Linked DNA regions of Homo sapiens: region 2 is linked to region 1. A link is a loop called in an ENCODE intact Hi-C map of the cell type or tissue named here. Cell type or tissue: IMR-90. All regions are shown on one strand. Each heading gives the region's core, and the rest is flanking DNA. Links, peaks and the distances in the headings are about the cores only. Region 1 holds the start of LOC124900877 (a long non-coding RNA gene). Region 2 has its middle 58 kb from the start of FAT1.

Region 1 (5,387 bases), core at 70-5,069:
CAGCCTAACTACTGAAAGGAGGCTTCACTCTGGCATGTGAAACCTCAAGTAACTCACTGGGCTATTTCCTGTAAGAACTGCTAACGAGGAGCCAAAGTGTCTCAACGAGTTCCACCTCAAAACTCTGTTCTTGCAGGCTCTTATCTTTACACATTCATGAAAGGCACTAGGCTAAAGGAAGAGATTCAGGGAAGCAGAAAATGAGAAAATGGCGGCACAAGGAGCATGGTTAACCTGTCAACCGAATAACTTACTGTTGGACAATTGGAAATGTGCTATCCACTGCAGCTAATTGCATTCTAATTGGTTGTAGTTAGAAATTTTTTACTTAAAAAAAAAATTTCCAAGTTGATTTATAAGAACTGTGTATTAGGACCTATGCCTTATGTATTTTTTGTTTTAAAATCCATTGTATGTAAGGATTATTTGGGGATAATTTTTTCTTATTTATTTGTATTACATTAATTCGTTTGCAATACATTAATTCATTAAATCTTCTCAGAGGTAGCATGAGACCTTTTGTGTGTTTGCGAAAATACATTTTTTTTGTGTAATGGCACGTAAGTAAATTAAAAATTAGTAACACAAACCAAATGGAAAAGTACATCAAATGCAGGATTTGTGATTTCAGAGCATACACTTAGGAATCTATGTTTTGTTATTTAACGAGTATTAAAACATAAATTACAAGTACATTGTGGTTTCAGAATAACACTGTATTTGACTTGATGACATAGCGATCTGTTCACATAACAGCATATAGTGCAGTGCTTGACATGTAGTTGGTGAATGAATGAATGATTGAAAAAATGAATGAATGATAGGAAGTCCATTTATATCAGAGTCATCCTAGTAGCTAAATTAATGACTGACTATAAAATGTCAAATTCCCCATTACAGTGCAATGATTACCAACCATTTTACCACCACAGATCCTGAGATTTGAAAAGTTTTGTCTACTAAACATGATATATTTATTTGATAGCAATTTCTTTTTCTCATTTTTAATAAAAGTGACATGGAATAATAGTACTGACAGAATTGATCACACAATAGCTTCATATTTCTCCTATTAAGGTAACAGTACAGTGTGGTTAAGGACATGGATTTGCAGCAAAGAGCATGGGCTCTTAACCGGATTACCTTGGTTAGAACCCCAGTTCATTAGCTGTGTGGACTTACACATAAGTTCTTACAAACTGCTCTGTATCTCAATTTCCTCATTCTAAGAGGAGGATAATACGTGTGCCAAATTCATGATTTTTTTAATGAATCCATGAAAAGCACCTAGAACAGGGCCTAGGACATAGTAAGCACTCAAAAAATGTTGGTGATTCCACGCTATGAGTGCTAACATGGATTATTCCCAAAGCTCACTGGAGCACCATGAAGTCAGGATTGTGCCCAAATTACAGATGAGAAAACAGACCTACTGAGATTAAAATTGCTTAATGTAACAGATTGGCTCAAGTCTAGAGCTAAATCTTGCTCCTTTTCTCTTTCTCTCCCTCTCTTCTTCCTTTTTCCCTTCTCTTCTCTTTTCTCTCTAACAGAAATCTTGATCTGCAAGAGATAAGCGGTGTTGCCACATTACATTAATACAATCCCAGGCAGAATCAATGCTTGACATTTCAATTAGCTTGTGCAACTTTATTGAAAGTGAACTTATGATTTCTGTTTAACTCTTGGAAATACTGAAAATGGCTGAAAGAGCTCCATTTCTTTCAGAATAGGAGCAGTGATATAAGGGAGCCTCCAGTTGGCTCTTTCATAATTCTTAACACTTCAATTTGTGGTAAGTCATTTAAATGTTGCCATAAATAGGATTTAAAGGGGGGGCGGAAAGTATTGTCTATTTTTTAAATGGCAAATTCTTGATTTTATGCTTTTTCACGTATTAAGAAAACAGATATTTTCAGAAGTTAATACAAATGACTTGCAATACAACGATCAGAAATTTTTTGCCAATGATGACTCATTTCATAAAAACCCAGAACATTTATTCTTTCTGTTCCTGTTTCAGAAGAAATAGCGTAAGCACCATGGCCACTGCTAGTCCTAACATTAACACTGAAGTTTATAATCCATGTTTTGCCTTTTCTGGCTGTGGCTGTTAGTATCTGGCTGGAGGGGCTCCAGGGCCACACACAGACGGCGTTCATGTATGACAGTGTCTTTTACGGAGTGGGGTAAAGAGGGCCACACTCTGAAAAACAGAGAGGTGGGAGAGAGGGAGGGAAGCCACAGAACACCCCCATGACCCCAGCCACCCACGGAACTGGGAGAGGGAGAGTCACCGCTTGGCTGAAGGCTGAGGAAAGCAGAGACGGAATAATGGATGACTATGAAATTAAAATAGGGTGACTTGAATAAGACATATACGACTTTTTTTTTTTTTTTTTAAACAGTGGAACCTACTTCTTCATGTCTCTAACTTTCCTGAGTGGGAGTTTATCAACCCTGTCCTTACAACTCACTACTTGTTCCGGGATGTAGGAAAACACCCTTTACCTTGAGGCCCTTCCCAATCTATCCAAGTCCACTGTCGAAATTCCTTACCCACCACCCTCCTGCCAGGAGACACTGTGATGCCCATTTCCCCAGGACCCTTCCTTCTGGACTGCTTTCTCTCCTACTGCTGTCTCTCGACCCCGCTCCATCTCCCTCCCCATCCTCCTCCCTCCCCCTCCTTCTCCTCCTTCAATGAGCTTGTGCAACTTTATTGAAAGTTCTCCCCTCCCACTCTGCCTCCTTCTCCCCTCCCCAGTCCTCTCCACTTTCCATCTCCCACCCCTCGCCTTCCTCCCGCCTCCTTCTCCTCCCCACTCCCTCTCCTTCTCTCCTCCTTCTCCCTCCCCCCTTCCCCTCCTTCTCCTCCCTCTCCCTCCTCTTCTTTCCCCCTTCTTCCCCCTCCCGCTCCTCTCCCTCCCTCTCCTTCTCCCCCTCCTCCTCCCTCCCTCTTCTCCCTTCCTCCCCCGACTCCTTCTCTCCTCCCTTCTTTCTCCCCTCCCCATCACCGCTCTTTTTGGTGTGTTGCTCACTTTCTCCTCAGTTTGTCCAAACACTTTCAGTTTTCACTTTCAGGAAGTGTTGAGGTCCACACCCAACTCAGGCTCTCCATCCCTGAGGGGAAGCACGTGGCTGTCCCCTTTCGGTGGATTTCAAGCATCCCTGGCGCAGGTGCAGCGGCCTTGCCCTGGGCTCACCAGCAGCCTTTGGGGTCCCAGTTGGCAGGCAGCCCTGTTCCCTGGGGGTCCCTGCCGGAGCTGCTGGTCCCTGGAGCTACCCCGTGAGTACTTTTCTGTCTTGGAATAGGATGTTCAAGTGCACAGGTCACGGGTAAGGACGGAGGCATAGATTAATCCGGCCCCTCACTGCCCCGAGGAACCCAGGATCTGGCACGGTCCTCGGCATGCTCATGCTGCAGTGAATGAGCGAGTGAGAGTGAACTGACAGGCGCGGGGAGGAAGAGGCTGAAGCACGCTTCACTTGCCCGCAGTTTTGTGAGGGCGGGGTCTGTAGGCCGGAAAGGAATTCTTCACCCCGGAAGTGAATGCTTGTCGCATGCATTAAATAGCCTGATTTGGCTGTCCCTTTCCCCACCGGTTTTGCTGCAGTCATTCTTTGGCGATAAAAATTTTAGAAATGTGTTTTCTGAAATTTTTCTTTTTTTTATATACTTTAAGTTCTAGGGTACATGTGCACAACGTGCAGGTTTGTTACATATGTATACATGTGCCATGTTGTGTGCTGCACCCATTAACTCGCCATTTACATTAGGTATATCTCCTAATGCTATCCCTCCCCCCTCCCCCCACCCCACAACAGGCCCCGGTGTGTGATGTTCCCCTTCCTGTGTCCATGTGTTCTCATTGTTCAATTCCCACCTATGAGTGAGAACATGCAGTGTTTGGTTCCTTGTTCTTGTGATAGTTTGCTGAGGATGATGGTTTCCAGCTTCATCCATGTCCCTACAAAGGACATAAACTCATCATTTTTTATAGCTGCATAGTATTCCATGGTGTATATGTGCCAAATTTTCTTAATCCAGTCTATCATTGTTGGACATTTGGGTTGGTTCCAAGTCTTTGCTATTGTGAATAGTGCCACAATAAAAATACGTGTGCATGTGTCTTTATAGCAGCATGATTTATAATCCTTTGGGTATATACCCAGTAATGGGATGGCTGGGTCAAATGGTATTTCTAGTTCTAGATCCCTGAGGAATCGCCACACTGACTTCCACAATGGTTGAACTAGTTTACAGTCCCACCAACAGTGTAAAAGTGTTCCTATTTCTCCACATCCTCTCCAGCACCTGTTGTTTCCTGACTTTTTAATGATCGCCATTCTAACTGGTGTGAGATGGTATCTCATTGTGGTTTTGATTTGCATTTCTCTGATGGCCAGTGATGATGAGCATTTTTTCATGTGTTTTTTGGCTGCATAAATGTCTTCTTTTGAGAAGTGTCTGTTCATATCCTTCACCTACTTGTTGATGGGGTTGTTTGTTTTTTTCTTGTAAATTTGTTTGAGTTCATTGTAGATTCTGGATATTAGCCCTTTGTCTGAGTAGATTGCAAAAATTTTCTCCCATTCTGTAGGTTGCTTGTTCACTCTGATGGTAGTTTCTTTTGCTGTGCAGAAGCTCTTTGGTTTAATTAGATCCGATTTGTCAATTTTGGCTTTTGTTGCCATTGCTTTTGGTGTTTTAGACATGAAGTCCTTGCCCATGCCTATGTCCTGAATGGTATTGCCTAGGTTTTTTTCTAGGGTTTTTATGGTTTTAAGTCTAACATGTAAGTCTTTAATCCAACTTGAATTAATTTTTGTATAAGGTTTAAGGAAGGGATCCAGTTTCAGCTTTCTACATATGGCTAGCCAGTTTTCCCAGCACCATTTATTAAATAGGGAATTCTTTCCCCATTGCTTGTTTTTGTCAGGTTTGTCAAAGATCAGATGGTTGTAGATATGTGGCATTATTTCTGAGGGCTCTGTTCTGTTCCATTGGTCTATATCTCTGTTTTGGTACCAGTACCATGCTGTTTTGGTTACTGTAGCCTTGTAGTATAGTTTGAAGTCAGGTAGCATGATGCCTCCAGCTTTGTTCTTTTGGCTTAGGATTGACTTGGCAATGCGGGCTCTTTTTTGGTTCCATATGAACTTTAAAGTAGTATTTTCCAATTCTGTGAAGAAAGTCATTGGTAGCTTGATGGGGATGGCATTGAATCTATAAATTACCTTGGGCAGTATGGCCATTTTCATGATATTGATTCTTCTTACCCATGAGCATGGAATGTTCTTCCATCTGTTTGTATCCTCTTTTATTTTATCGAGCAGTGGTTTGTAGTTCTACTTGAAGAGGTCCTTCACGTCCCTTGTAAGTT
Region 2 (5,387 bases), core at 119-5,118, 59 kb before region 1:
TTGCAGTATATTGAGCTGGTCAAGTGCAAGCCCCGAGCCTTGGCAGCTTCCATGTGTACCCTGCAAAGCCACAGGGTCTGAGCTCCCGAAGACTGTGGGAGTCCACCTCTTGCATCAGCATGACCTGGATGTGAGACATAGAGTCAAAGGAGATCATTTCGGAGCTTGAAGATTTAATGACTTCCCCACTGGATTTCAGACTTGAGTGGGACCGGTAGCCCTTTCATTTTGGTTAGTTTCCCCCATTTGGAACGGGTGCATTTACCCAGTGCCTGTGCCCCTATTATATCTAGGAAGTAAGTAACTTGCTTTTGATTCTACAGGCTCATAGATGGAAGGGACTTGCCTATCTCAGATCAGACTTTGGACTTGGACTTTTGAGTTAATGCTGAAATGGGTTAAGACTTGGGGGACTGTTGGGAAGGCGTGATTGGTTTTGAAATGTGAAAAGATATAAGATTTGGGAGGAGCCAGGGGCAGAATGATATGGTTTGGCTTTGTGTTCTAACCCAAATCTCATCTCGAATTGTAGTCCCCACGTGTTGAGGGAGGGACCTGTCATCTTCACGCGTTGAGGGAAGAATGTGATTGGCTCATGGGTGCAGTTTCCCACATGCTTTTCTCGTGCTAGTGAGTTCTCACAAGATCTGATGGTTTTATGAGAGGCTCTTCCCCCTTCCTTTCATGGTTTCTTGTCTGCCACCATGTAAGATGTACCTGCTTCTCTTTCTGCCATAATTGTAAGCTTCCTGAGGCCTCCCCAGCCATGTGGAACTGTGAGTCAATTAAACCTCTTTTCTTTATAAATTATGTAATCTCAGGTAGTATCTTTGTAGCAGTGTGAAAATGGACTAATGCATGAAGTATTCAATACAAAATTATTTCACAAACAGAAATATGGAATTTTGTTTAGAAGAATTCTATTGGAATATTTAGACTCAAAATAATATATTGGGAAGAAAATGCACACATATATACAAATATTCCATATGTTTTTAATACAAGTTCCTTTATTTTCTAACTTTGAAGTTGATACAATTCTCGGGGACAAAAATGTGTTAGGTCATTCTTGATCTTCTATATGGAAACTTTTCTCTTTTTTTGAGACAGGTCTCACTCTGTTGCCCAAGCTGGAGTGCAATGGCATAATCTGGGCTCACTGCAAACTCTGCTCCTGGGTTCAAGTGATTCTCCTGCCTCAGCCTTCCAAGTAGCTGGGATTACAGGCAAGCACCACTGCGCCTGGCTAATTTTTGTGTTTTTAGGAGAGACGGGGTTTCATCATGTTGGCCAGGTTGGTCTTGAACCTCAGGTGATCTGCCCACCTTGGCCTCCCAAAGTGCAGGGATTACAGGTGTGAGCCACTGCGCCTGGCCAGGAAACTTTGCTTTAATAATGTATTGGCTCAGATTGCAAGTCATTAATTTATTTGTTCAACAAATGACTGTTTTACTACTGCCTTGTAAGTGCCAGACAAATGTTAGGCATGTGTAGGTTTGGGGACAAGGGGGATAGATTAGGGATGAAATAATGATCTAGAAGACATCCGATGTGCCATGAAGGACCCAACATTTAACAGGCCACAAGAGGAAAGAGACAGACATGTAATAAATGATTTTACTTCAACTCATTAAGTGTTTCAATAAAAGTAGACATAAAGTCCTGAGGTGGCAATTACTAGGGATTGGCCAACTGTGGCTCAAGGAACCAGGAAGTGCCTTATGGAGGAGCCTAATAATTATGATGGTTCTGCTGTCCTTTGTACTATTGTTTAAGATTCATGCCCAATCTAATACCTGATGACGTAATCTTTTTATTGCTTGTGGTTCTCCTTGAGGAAGATGATGAAGAGAGGTGAAAACTGCTTCAGCCACCCTCCCCCCGAGGACTGCTGCCCTGCCTTATTTTCCTTAAGTTTCTGTACCATGCCTCTGACAGAAGAGAAAGTTTATCCCTGGGGAGGCAAGTGGAGATGAGGCCTAGCATTCCATATGGAGATCCTGGATCCCCTTCCTTTTGCCCAATATAGACCTGGGGAAGAGTTCAAGGAAGTGGAGAAAACAGTACGTTTCCAAAGGCAGAGCTCCTTCATCTGGGAAACTCCCTCCAGGGGCTGGCTATGCATGTCATGCTTGTCTGAGGTGGCTACTCAGAGTGGCCATGGTAGGACCTGTACCCCTTTGCTAGAATTAGAAGCTTGCAATGTATGCATCATCTGTCTCTCACTGCAGTTTCTGCTAAAAAATACATGCCTTTCGTAGGTGGTGATATTTCCTGAACTACTCTTTCCAAAATATTGTGCTCATCCAGATAATCTTATATTGGACCTAGGACATTGCAGTGCAAATGAAGGCAATCTTAAGCTTCCCATATCCTGAATTAGTCTTTTCAAAATATGGTGCCCATCTAGATAAATCTTACACACTGGACCTCAGACAGTACAGCGCATATGAAGGCAATCTGTCCATTGCCGTATCGTGAATACCTCAATCAGTATTATCTCTAGCTGTAGAGATCCCCCTTTGAAGCCCATATAAACTATGCATATTTAGGCTGCTAAGATAGAAATATCATTTGCTATCAACTTTCAGAAAGATTCTTTCTTCTCTTGTATTTCTTGTGATGAGAGTGTGGCCACACATCTGCTAGCCAGGCTCCAGGGCTTTTTACTCACTCCCTTCAACCATCAGGGACAAAGCACAAGAAAGTGTTTTCTGAGAGTTTGCTTCTCTGCAATCTTTGACAGCTACCTTGGCTTGCTGGGGCTGGATTTTGAGCTGCATTTTTTTCCTATGAAGATGTAAAGTTTGTCTTTCCGTACAGAGGGCCAGTGTTTATCACATTTTTTATTTGTCTTTCAATACATTTTCAATCTTTTTCTCCAACCAATCCAAATTGTTTATTTTCCTCCAAAAGAGAAGATAAACGCCTTACCTAGCTTGTCTTGTCTAAGCCTGCCCCTTTCCCTGCTAACAGTGCTTCAATTGTTAACAAGACGTTTATGTTTCCACAAGTCTTTTCTGAGTCATGGGCCCCAGTGTTTGACATGGTGAGATAGCTGCTGTAGCTATTCAGGAAATGAAGAACATTAGTGAAATTCCTCTCATTAAAAAATAAATAAATAAAAAAGAAACAATATTTTAAACATTATGTGAATACAGGACTTATTTATTAAAGCTAAACAGAAGTACTTTCAAAAAATCATAATCCCAATTAATCTATATTTTATTTACTTTGGCTCTTGTAGACACGTAATGTGATAGCGTGTCAACTGTCAACTTCTGCTTTTCACTATATTGGTATTTTATAGTCATTGGATCAAAATATTATTTATTTTTAATATCATTTAATGTTTAAAAATGTAGGCTTAGCATCAAAGGACTAGAAAACTCTCAGCACCTGTTTCTTTTCTCTTTGTATTCTGTTTCCTATTACTTATCTACATTTTCAGTGGCATATGTTTTAAAGGAGTTCACCAGTTTCTCTTCTTAGGAACTAAGGATAAACTCCTTGATAATGAATTCGGGTCCTTTCTTCTCTTAAAGTAACTATTATGACTAAGTAACATCCCTCAGAAGATACTATTTTATTCTTTTTTACATTTTTTCCTTTTACTTACTGTTATGGATTGAAAGTTTATGCCCCCCACAAATTCATATGTTGAAATCACCCTAATACCTAATACCTAATATGATGGTATTAGAAGATGGGGTCTTTGGGAGGTGATTAGGTCACAAGGGTGGAGCCCTCATGAATGGATTAGTGCCCTTAAAATAGAGAGCCTGGGGAGCGCCCTGGCCCCTTTTCCACCAACTGAGGACACAGCAAGAAGACAGCCATCTATGGACGAAGAAGCTGGCTTTCCCCAGAACCGGACCACGCTGACACTCTGACTTCCAGCTTCCCGAAATGTGGGATATAAGTTTCTGTGGTTTACAGGCTACCCAGTCTATAACACTTCATTATAGCAGCCTGAGATAGGATACTTACTGCTATGTGCATTAACTATAACAATATGAGAAGTGGCTACAGGCAATCAGTTCACAGTTCGCTGTTATTCCCATGAATGGGATCTGAGACTGACAATTGCAACAAAAAGAACATTTCCATTTCTACCAATACTTCAGCCACAGCCCTGAATCCCTGTCCTGTAGCAGTTCTCAATGTAGTTATAAAATTGTATTTCAGTTAGTAAAAATGATACCACTCCTCTGGTGGCTGTACTGGTATTGCAAATGTTTCCAGTGTAAAGGAGATTACAGTTATACCCAGAGATTCTTAGAGAGCTGTCCTATGTGAACTAAGGAAGCATCACTGTTTATTGCCAACACAGATACTGCTACAGGAACGCTTCATCATATTCCAGACTATATTTTGACATCCCCTTCCCATTCTCTCCAATTTGCTTCCTTTTCCCCATGAACATTTGTCTCGGGTCCTGGCCCTATTCCTCCAAGTTACTGGTAAGCAAATTATAAATAGATAACCAGATAGGCTAATTTGAGCATTAATATTAATATAACATGTTTATCTGTCCATATAATACCTGCATTTTTAACCAAAGTTTTAGGCTTTCAAATCAGATGAATGACCAATGAGAGAATAGTAGATACTCATATCCTAATATTTATATTTATATATCCACAGAACCTTTAAACCTTTAAAAGGAATGAAGAAACTTGGCCTTAGAGGAAGCTCATGCTCAGTGCTACTACGGACTGCATACCTTCCTTTCCCTTGCATTCCTTCATTCATTCCATAGTTATTGTTTCTACTTTGCATCAAGCACCGTAGCAGGCATGTGGTAATGAACAAGGCAGTAAGCTTTTAAAAGTAAGAGGTTTCCCCTGATATATCAAGGACCTGAGTTCCTTTTACCTTCCTCCTCCACCATCACAATGTGAGTGTCATCATGGGCCTAAATTGTCATGTATTCCCTTACATCCAGACATCACTCATGAGCTCAGACAGAAGGGAGAGGAGGAGAAAACGTGCCAAAGATGAAGGGCTGTAGACACAGGCCAACTCAATCTTTCTCTTTAAAAAATCTTTTTGGGGCTGGGCACGGTGGCTCATGCCTGTAATCCCAGCACTTTGGGAGGCCAAGGGGGTGGATCACGAGGTCAGGAGATGAAGACCATCCTGGCTAACATGGTGAAACCCCATCTCTACTAAAAATACAAAAAATTAGCCTGGCATGGTGGCACGTGCGTGTAGTCCCAGCTACTCGGGAGGCTGAGGCAGGAGAATCCCTTGAACTGGGGAGGCGGAGGTTGCAGTGAGCTGAGATGCTGCCACTGCCCTCCAGCCTGGGCGACAGAGCGAGACTCCATCTCAAAAAAAAAAAAAAATCTTTTTGGTAAGCCCCACTGGAAGACTTCCAATGA

The links. A loop is a pair of places that touch in the nucleus more often than their neighbours do. Peaks named below come from ENCODE experiments on the same cell type or tissue, not always from the same donor. Only the 100,000 strongest peaks of a DNase experiment are listed, where the experiment ranks them.
Region 2: it touches region 1 in a loop (8-fold over the local background); 3 of 110 quality-filtered maps call a loop at or near these places.

Annotation. Positions count from the first base shown.
Region 1 is chr4:186,837,701-186,843,087 of GRCh38, forward strand. LOC124900877 (a long non-coding RNA gene) reads right to left here and starts at 3,118. Exons shown (of 2, transcript XR_007058506.1): 1 at 3,042-3,118; 2 at 696-1,563. LOC102723906 (a long non-coding RNA gene) reads left to right here and starts at 2,962. Exons shown (of 5, transcript XR_939594.3): 1 at 2,962-3,289. In IMR-90, for the core only: no CTCF peak of the experiment used is centred there; DNase peaks (open chromatin) are centred at 2,011 and 2,761; H3K4me3 peaks cover 337 bases; H3K27ac peaks cover 1,904 bases.
Region 2 is chr4:186,778,734-186,784,120 of GRCh38, forward strand. No RefSeq gene overlaps it. Among named protein-coding and RNA genes, the nearest start is that of FAT1, 58 kb to the left of the region's middle. In IMR-90, for the core only: no CTCF peak of the experiment used is centred there; a DNase peak (open chromatin) is centred at 3,008; H3K27ac peaks cover 1,191 bases.